Regions from separate parts of the Homo sapiens genome. Here region 1 is linked to region 2. Evidence: chromatin contacts called from ENCODE Hi-C or POLR2A ChIA-PET data. All regions are on one chromosome and are shown on one strand. The core of a region is the stretch at or near the end of the contact, and the rest is flanking DNA. Distances in the headings are between cores, read along the strand shown. Region 1 overlaps SORT1 (sortilin 1). Region 2 overlaps CELSR2 (cadherin EGF LAG seven-pass G-type receptor 2).

What was found. Hi-C counts contacts between places; a loop is a spot of excess contacts on that map. ChIA-PET counts read pairs that join two places held with the same protein, here RNA polymerase II (POLR2A). Pooled maps may share reads with other maps.
Region 1: a loop to region 2 is called in a pooled map, with 2.8 times the contacts of the local background. The contact joins two enhancer-like sites. A Hi-C loop is called at or near these places in 1 of 168 maps with a recorded cell type or tissue (ACHN) and 4 of 50 pooled maps. POLR2A ChIA-PET finds 5 or more read pairs at or near these places in 5 of 52 experiments (A549, H1, HEK293T and 2 more).

Annotation. Positions count from the first base shown.
Region 1 is chr1:109,369,903-109,373,772 of GRCh38, forward strand. The region is part of intron 1 of SORT1 (sortilin 1); the gene reads right to left. Among named protein-coding and RNA genes, the nearest start is that of SORT1, 26 kb to the right of the region's middle. Within about 2 kb of position 1,714, at least 12 of the 41 ENCODE cell types and tissues checked have a DNase peak (open chromatin) inside an H3K27ac peak, as active enhancers do.
Region 2 is chr1:109,261,163-109,265,202 of GRCh38, forward strand. It overlaps CELSR2 (cadherin EGF LAG seven-pass G-type receptor 2), which reads left to right. Exons shown (of 34, transcript NM_001408.3): 3 at 1-102; 4 at 351-466; 5 at 646-734; 6 at 1,125-1,282; 7 at 1,644-1,807; 8 at 1,980-2,105; 9 at 2,449-2,615; 10 at 2,916-3,203; 11 at 3,292-3,466; 12 at 3,706-3,847; 13 at 4,029-4,040. Among named protein-coding and RNA genes, the nearest start is that of CELSR2, 14 kb to the left of the region's middle. RefSeq lists enhancers at 1-144, 2,581-3,563 and silencers at 2,554-2,603, 3,982-4,040. Within about 2 kb of position 2,369, at least 4 of the 41 ENCODE cell types and tissues checked have a DNase peak (open chromatin) inside an H3K27ac peak, as active enhancers do.

The sequences.
Region 1 (3,870 bases), core at 464-2,963, 110 kb after region 2:
TAGCAAAGTATTTTTAGGATGCTTTAAAACAAAAGATCATAGCCCACACTGGCAGGCGTAATTGTAACCAAATCAACATAATTTAAATTTTTCTGGGCATCCTTTACAGTATAGCTGAAAAGTTCGTAACTGGATTCCTTTTACTTCTAGTCTAGCTCACTCAAAAATGACAACGGGCAGAAGCAAGAAGCAAATGCCTTTGTTTCACCTTTTTATTTAATAACAATAGTAATAATGATAATAATAAAACAACCTTACTAGAGTTGCAGTGAGAGTAAGGAGGTAAAAAAGGGAAAGCTGGTATATTATATCCAAAATATAGTAAGCATGTTAAAATATAGTTATAATAATCATTGTAGGTGGTTTTGGGTTTTGTTTTTCAAATACTTCCTTTCTCTACTTATACAATAATATATATTCATTAAAGAAGATGTAGACAATTATAAGAACGCATAATAAAGATAAGTCACTCATAATCCTACCACATAGAGATATTCAAGGTTAATATTATATGTATTAATACAATCGTCTGTTCTCTATAATTTTTGTAACTGATAAAAAAAATAAAAATTCCAAAGAGGTAATAACTGCACTTGGCAAAAATTTCAAACCATATAGAAATTACATACTATATAGAGTCTATATAGCAAAGAGTGAAGATCCTTCTCTTTTCCAGGCCACATGCTCACCACCCAAGCCCCATTTCTTAGACAGTTTAATAGTTCAGTATATATTTCTAATAAATGTGGATGATTATGCTTTTTTCTTAAGACTTATAATCTTACTAAGATTTTAAAATCTTAAACATGCCTTGCCCTCCCAGATATGAGAAGCTCCTTGGAAGCTGGGGAATGTAACTTTATACTTCTTGGTACTCCCTGTGCCTTCCACAGGAATACTTTGCACACTCAGTAAGCATTTGTTGAAAATGATTACACATCCTCCCCAAACCACAAACTCAACCTCAAAATAGAACATGTCTATAAATGGTTGGGATGCCAGCTACTTGGTCACTCAAGCCACCAATCCCACATAGAAATCTAAAGAAACAGAACTCAAAACATGAACTGTTTTGTTTATCTTCGAATTTTCTCTTGCAGTCTTGAATGGGCTTCCGAATTCACGTATGTGATTTCCCCTCTGGACCGTAAGTACCTTTGATGTCAAAAGAATCTCTTACACAATTTTTGTAAGTTAGTACAATCAGTGCCTCACGCAGGTCTTGCTCCGTAAATAATGGTTAACTCTCAAATGCTCGGCAGAGCTTCTCACAGCCTCTGCAGGAAAGAAGGGCTATTCAGACATGCAGGCTTGCCAGGCATCTGAGAAAAAGTAGGGCTGCCAGAGCTTCTGAAACCAGAGGCTTAAAAACTGACATAGCAGTGTGTCTTATATGATATTTCACACATAGCAAAACCTCACATTCTCTTGAGTGAGGATAGTGTCTGAAATGACATCAATGAGGTCCTTCAGGAAAAACAGGAACATCCAGAGCTACCACAAGCACCAGGCAGATCACAAGGGCTAAGATCACAGTCATCTAAACACAGGTTATCTTTCCAAGGAAGGTCCTTGTCATAACTAAGAGAAAAGAAAAAGTCCATCAGTTATGGCACTGGAATTCGTGGTTGTCTTCATCAGGCTGTAAGATATCAGTCTTGAGCCAATCAGGACTGCAACTTTTACTTTTCAGGCAATGCTCTACACAGCCGACCCAGTCAATGCAGACTGGCATTACCCACATTTTCCTATTGCTCAACTACAGAATGAGGAGGATTATCACGTGTCACCGGCAACTCTCAGCTTCACTGAAACAACTGAAATGGTAATGGACCTCACTCATCATCCAAAGAGTTCCTTTGGAAATGTAGGCCAGATTTACTAGCAAAACTGTGGTTTTCTACTGCCCTTAAGCTGTCCCTCCCACCCACTCCAAATAACCAATGAAGATTTGCTTTTGAAAATGGGCAAACTCACTGAAAAACTCATCTACCTATAGCAAATGTAATTAATTTTTTAATATTTCAGTCTCTAACATTCTTATACTGGTGAAAGTTAAAAAAGAAAAATGAAATGAGATGTTACAGCAGGCCCAAAGGTTAAGCAGAAAGAAAAGGTCATATGGAAAGGAGATAAATCCAGGAGAGCTAGGGACCCAAGAGTACAGATTCAATCCTGCCACTTCAATGGGAGAAAAAAATACGGATGTCCAGGAAAGGGCAGACAACCTGGTCATGGTTAGGAGACAGAATTCACAAGTCAGCACAAAGCCATCAATCCTAATCCAGAATCATTTCTAATATTTAAGACAACGTACATGTCATTCTACACTGCAGTGGCATCTTAGATCTTTCAAAATATGTATTACAGCACTTTTAATTGTAGCCACAAGAACCTTGCCTGTCCTCCCCACTAGACCTGAGGTCCATCTGGTAAAGGAATCAAGCCCATACATTTCAGCAGCTAACACACAGCATAGTGCACAGTGGGCACGCAATAAATATTGAATTCTTTAAGAACTACTTATGAAGTTTTGAAAAAGATGACGCCCAAGTAAAAGGATAAGGCCAGGCCCACTTAACTTCCCCATGACAGACATGAGTATGAAATGTAAAAGTTCATTTCTGGGTGGACTTCTGCTTCTGGTCAAGATGGAGTGACAGGGATCACATTTACCTTTCTACCGGAAACAGCTAATAAAAAACAAAACAAAACAAAACAAAAACACAGAATGGGCCGGGCGCGGTGGCTCACACCTGTAACCCCAGTACTTTGGGAGGCCGAGACAGGCGGATCACGAGGTCAGGAGTTCGACTGAAACCCCGTCTCTACTAAAGATACAAAAAATTAGCCGGGCGTGGTGGCGGGCACCTGTAGTCCCAGCTACTCCGGAGGCTGAGGCAGGAGAATGGCGTGAACCTGGGAGGCGGAGCTTGCAGTGAGCCGAGAGCGCGCCACTGCACTCCAGCCTGGGCGACAGAGCGAGGCTCCGTCTCAAAAAAAAAAAAAAAAGATACAAAAAATTAGCCAGGCGCGGTAGCTACTCGGGAGGCTGAGGCAGAGAATTGCTTGAACCCGAGAGGCGGAGGCTGCAGTGAGGCAAGATTGCGCCACTGCACTCTAGCCTGTGCGACAGGGCAAGACTCCATCTCAAAAAAGAAAAGAAAAGAAAAAAAAACCCAAAACGACAGAATATATGAAATGACTGTTTCCAAGATATTGGACACCAGGCACAAAGGACGACGATTCCTGAAAGACAAGGAACTGAACAAGGAGGACCCTACAGCTAACTGGCTTACTGCCTGGAGAGAATTTCAGGCACAGTGCAGGGGAGGGGCACCCAGGCAGAGTCCAGAGTTCTTCCTAAACTGAAGAGAGGAAGCTGATATATCGTCTGGGGAGGCCAAAGAGGTTCACAGGGCAGAAGATTAGAGAAGAAAGACTTACACAGAAAAAAAATTCTGGAGATCTGAGCAGGGGGCCTCCCCAGCCACCCCACCAAGTCTTCAGCTGAACACCCATCAGCACACGCATGTGAGGAAACTACCTGAGGCCAGGGAAATAATTACCTGAAAGGACGGCAGAGAACAATATTCAGACCTCACACAGGAACAGGAATAATTCCTGTTACCAGCAACCATAATAGGAAACCTCGTTATTTCAAGGAAATTGGGTAGAGTACTCAGAAACATTTACCTCTGTGGTAAAGAAAAATAACCCCAGACTTAACGCTGTGCCGGTCCCGCCTAAAAATGCTTAAAAGCAAGACCCAAAAGGATCAAACTGTTTCCAAGTAACCAGTGTTCCAGAACAAAGTTCAAGAATATTTAAAAGAATACAAAAATATCTAGCACCCAACAAGCTAAGACT
Region 2 (4,040 bases), core at 1,119-3,618:
CGAGAAGCCCTACTGCCAGGTGACCACGCGCAGCTTCCCCGCCCACTCCTTCATCACCTTTCGCGGCCTGCGCCAGCGTTTCCACTTCACCCTGGCCCTCTCGTGAGTGGCTGGGCACTGGGGGTGGGGAGTGGGCCTGGTGGGCATCTGAGGTGCCTCCTGTTCTGTGGTTGAAGTAAGAGGTCAGGCAGTGAAAGCGTGGAGCAGGCTGCCGGCAGAGCCAGGTCTGCTCTTGGAGTTGCCTGTGGTTCTGCCAGCAGATCTCCCTCCCCTGCGCTGGTTAGGTGGCGGGGGTGCTGGCATCCAGGTGGGTACCCCATTCCCTGCCCCCATCCCCAACTCCTGTTCAGGTTTGCCACAAAGGAGCGCGACGGGTTGCTGTTGTACAATGGGCGTTTCAATGAGAAGCATGACTTTGTGGCCCTCGAGGTGATCCAGGAGCAGGTCCAGCTCACCTTCTCTGCAGGTGATCACAGTTGCCCCCCATCCTTGCCCATCTTCCAAAGGCCCCAAGTCTTCCAGCCCCTGACCCCAAGCCACATACTCTATCAGCCAAATCTGGGCCCAGCCCCAGCCACTGGCACCCCAAACCCTGCCATTCCTAGCCCTCGTCAGGCATTCCAGCTCACCTGGTCCTTTCCCCAGGGGAGTCAACCACCACGGTGTCCCCATTCGTGCCCGGAGGAGTCAGTGATGGCCAGTGGCATACGGTGCAGCTGAAATACTACAATAAGGTGGGTGTGGAGGGCACAGAGGGTTGGGGGTTCTGTTCTTGCCTCAGGTGCTTACCCAGCCCTGAGTGGCATTGCCTCCAGGCTTGGGTGGGCTGGTCAGGGCATTTCTGGCTGAGAGGAAGGGAGCGGCTGGGAAGGTGCCACCTTGCTGGGCATTCCCACCCCACTGGGCACTGCTCGATGCTCTCTGTTCCACTAGGCAGCCGCAAACTTGGACACTGAGGAAGGTAGTTACATGCATAAACCACGTGAGCACACGTGTGTGTATATGCATGTGTGTACGTGTGTCTGGGCATGTGGGTGCACACAGAGGCACCCAGTGTGTGCTGGCCATGAACCTAGTGGGCTCTGTACTCAGTGTCCCCCTTCTCTGCTCTTTCCTGTCCACAGCCACTGTTGGGTCAGACAGGGCTCCCACAGGGCCCATCAGAGCAGAAGGTGGCTGTGGTGACCGTGGATGGCTGTGACACAGGAGTGGCCTTGCGCTTCGGATCTGTCCTGGGCAACTACTCCTGTGCTGCCCAGGGCACCCAGGGTGGCAGCAAGAAGTGAGCAGGGGAAAGGGCCAGGGATGGGGTGAAGTGAGGGCAGGGCCAGGCAGGGAGGGAAGGTGGAGAGGGTGGGCTTTTGGGGTCTCTCTCCCTTTGCCTCTCTTAGCCCCTGCTCAGCCCTGGGGATGGGGTCAAGACTGGGGAATCAGAGCAAGGCCCTGTGGGGCAGTCTGGGGAGGGGGCTGAGTGTTCGACAAGAACAGTTCCAGGTAGGGGTGACGCCCTTCCTGAGCACTGCTCTGCAGGGCCTCTTGGACACCTGCCTACGCCGTTCGTGTCTCTGGCCTGGCGGCAGAGCGAGCGGAGGACCAGAAGCTCCCAGCCCTCCCTTGTGCCGCCACCATCTTTGCTCCCCCAGGTCTCTGGATCTGACGGGGCCCCTGCTACTAGGCGGGGTGCCTGACCTGCCCGAGAGCTTCCCAGTCCGAATGCGGCAGTTCGTGGGCTGCATGCGGAACCTGCAGGTGGACAGCCGGCACATAGACATGGCTGACTTCATTGCCAACAATGGCACCGTGCCTGGTATGGGGGCCCGGGGTGGAGCCAGGCTGGGATCCCAGTGCTGAGAGGAGGGGCTGTGCCTGGTGTGAGGATGCCAGAATGGAGGGTCTCAGAGGCCTCTCTAACTGCTGCCACAGGCTTTCTCTTTAGAGCCCCAGCTCAGGTCCACTGAGCTGCCTTCTCTCCATTCCAGGCTGCCCTGCCAAGAAGAACGTGTGTGACAGCAACACTTGCCACAATGGGGGCACTTGCGTGAACCAGTGGGACGCGTTCAGCTGCGAGTGCCCCCTGGGCTTTGGGGGCAAGAGCTGCGCCCAGGGTAGGAGGGGCGGCTGTTAGAGGCCACAGCCTGGGTGCCATCAACAGTCTGGGAACTGGCAGGGTTGGGGCAGGCACTGGGCAGGGCTCTGCTGAGCGGGGCTGTGGGTGGAAAAGCGTGTCTGGGCAGAGCCCTGAAAGGGCAACACAGGAGACAAAGGGGCCAGTCAGAGGCAGGCCTGGGCACAGCGTGGGGCGGTCCCAGGGCAGGTACGCACTTTGGAGGGCGGGGCTGATGAGGGGAGTGGGCTCTGCCTCCCGTGCAGCCGCCACCGCTGAGCATCACAGCCCCAGGGCCCTCTGAGGCTCCACCCGTCACAGTCTGCCTTTTCCTGCCTCCCCAGAAATGGCCAATCCACAGCACTTCCTGGGCAGCAGCCTGGTGGCCTGGCATGGCCTCTCGCTGCCCATCTCCCAACCCTGGTACCTCAGCCTCATGTTCCGCACGCGCCAGGCCGACGGTGTCCTGCTGCAGGCCATCACCAGGGGGCGCAGCACCATCACCCTACAGGTGATGCATGGAAGGGCGGCTGGCCCTGGCCTGGCCATAGGGCCCTGGTAGCCTCTAGGCGGCTGGACAGAAGTGGCTGGGCAGGTCCTGGGCAGGGGTGGGGACATATAGAGGCCGCTGGATCCGTTGGGAAGGTCAATGCTGCCACCTGTTGGGCCTGAGGGAAATAAATACGCTTTCCTCTCTATGGCCTCAGCTGGGCAGCGGGATGGGTTTGATGGTCCAGAAAGGGGAACTGTGAGCTGGAGAACAGTGATTAAGGCCGTCTGCTGACCCTGTTTTCTTTCCTCCTGGTGTCAGCTACGAGAGGGCCACGTGATGCTGAGCGTGGAGGGCACAGGGCTTCAGGCCTCCTCTCTCCGTCTGGAGCCAGGCCGGGCCAATGACGGTGACTGGCACCATGCACAGCTGGCACTGGGAGCCAGCGGGGGGCCCGGCCATGCCATTCTGTCCTTCGATTATGGGCAGCAGAGAGCAGAGGGCAACCTGGGCCCCCGGCTGCATGGTCTGCACCTGAGCAACATAACAGTGGGCGGAATACCTGGGCCAGCCGGCGGTGTGGCCCGTGGCTTTCGGGGCTGTTTGCAGGTGAGTGTCCTGCCCTGCCCTCCCATCCCCTCCCCCACCACCTGCAGCCCCGCTCCACTGAGGGCAACACTGCTCCTGTCCCTCCCAGGGTGTGCGGGTGAGCGATACGCCGGAGGGGGTTAACAGCCTGGATCCCAGCCATGGGGAGAGCATCAACGTGGAGCAAGGCTGTAGCCTGCCTGACCCTTGTGACTCAAACCCGTGTCCTGCTAACAGCTATTGCAGCAACGACTGGGACAGCTATTCCTGCAGCTGTGATCCAGGTATGCTAAGGATCCAGGGCAACGGGCAGGTTATCAGGTGCCTGGGGCCACATGCTGGCTCTGCTGTGTGACCTGGGGCATGGGGCATCACACCACCTCTCTGAGTCTTAGTTGCCTACACAACAAAGCCATAGCCAGCTGATAGGATGCTATGTGGAAAGAAACAGATGAAGGGTTTGATGGAAGATGGTGCCAGGGGAGGGTGGGGGAATGAGCCTCTCTGGTCCTTCTGGTCCCAGGTTACTATGGTGACAACTGTACTAATGTGTGTGACCTGAACCCGTGTGAGCACCAGTCTGTGTGTACCCGCAAGCCCAGTGCCCCCCATGGCTATACCTGCGAGTGTCCCCCAAATTACCTTGGGCCATACTGTGAGACCAGGTAAGCAGACCAGGGCATGTGGCAGCAGGTCCCAGTGGCTGCTGCTTCTCTCTGGTGTGTCCCTCAGAGCCCCGAAAGCCTGGCTGATCCACAGCCAGGGTCAGAAGGGCCACATAGGGCTCACCTAGGTTAGGTGGGAGTGGCAGGGGGAGCTCATGCCTACCTGGGTCCCTCTCTGCAGGATTGACCAGCC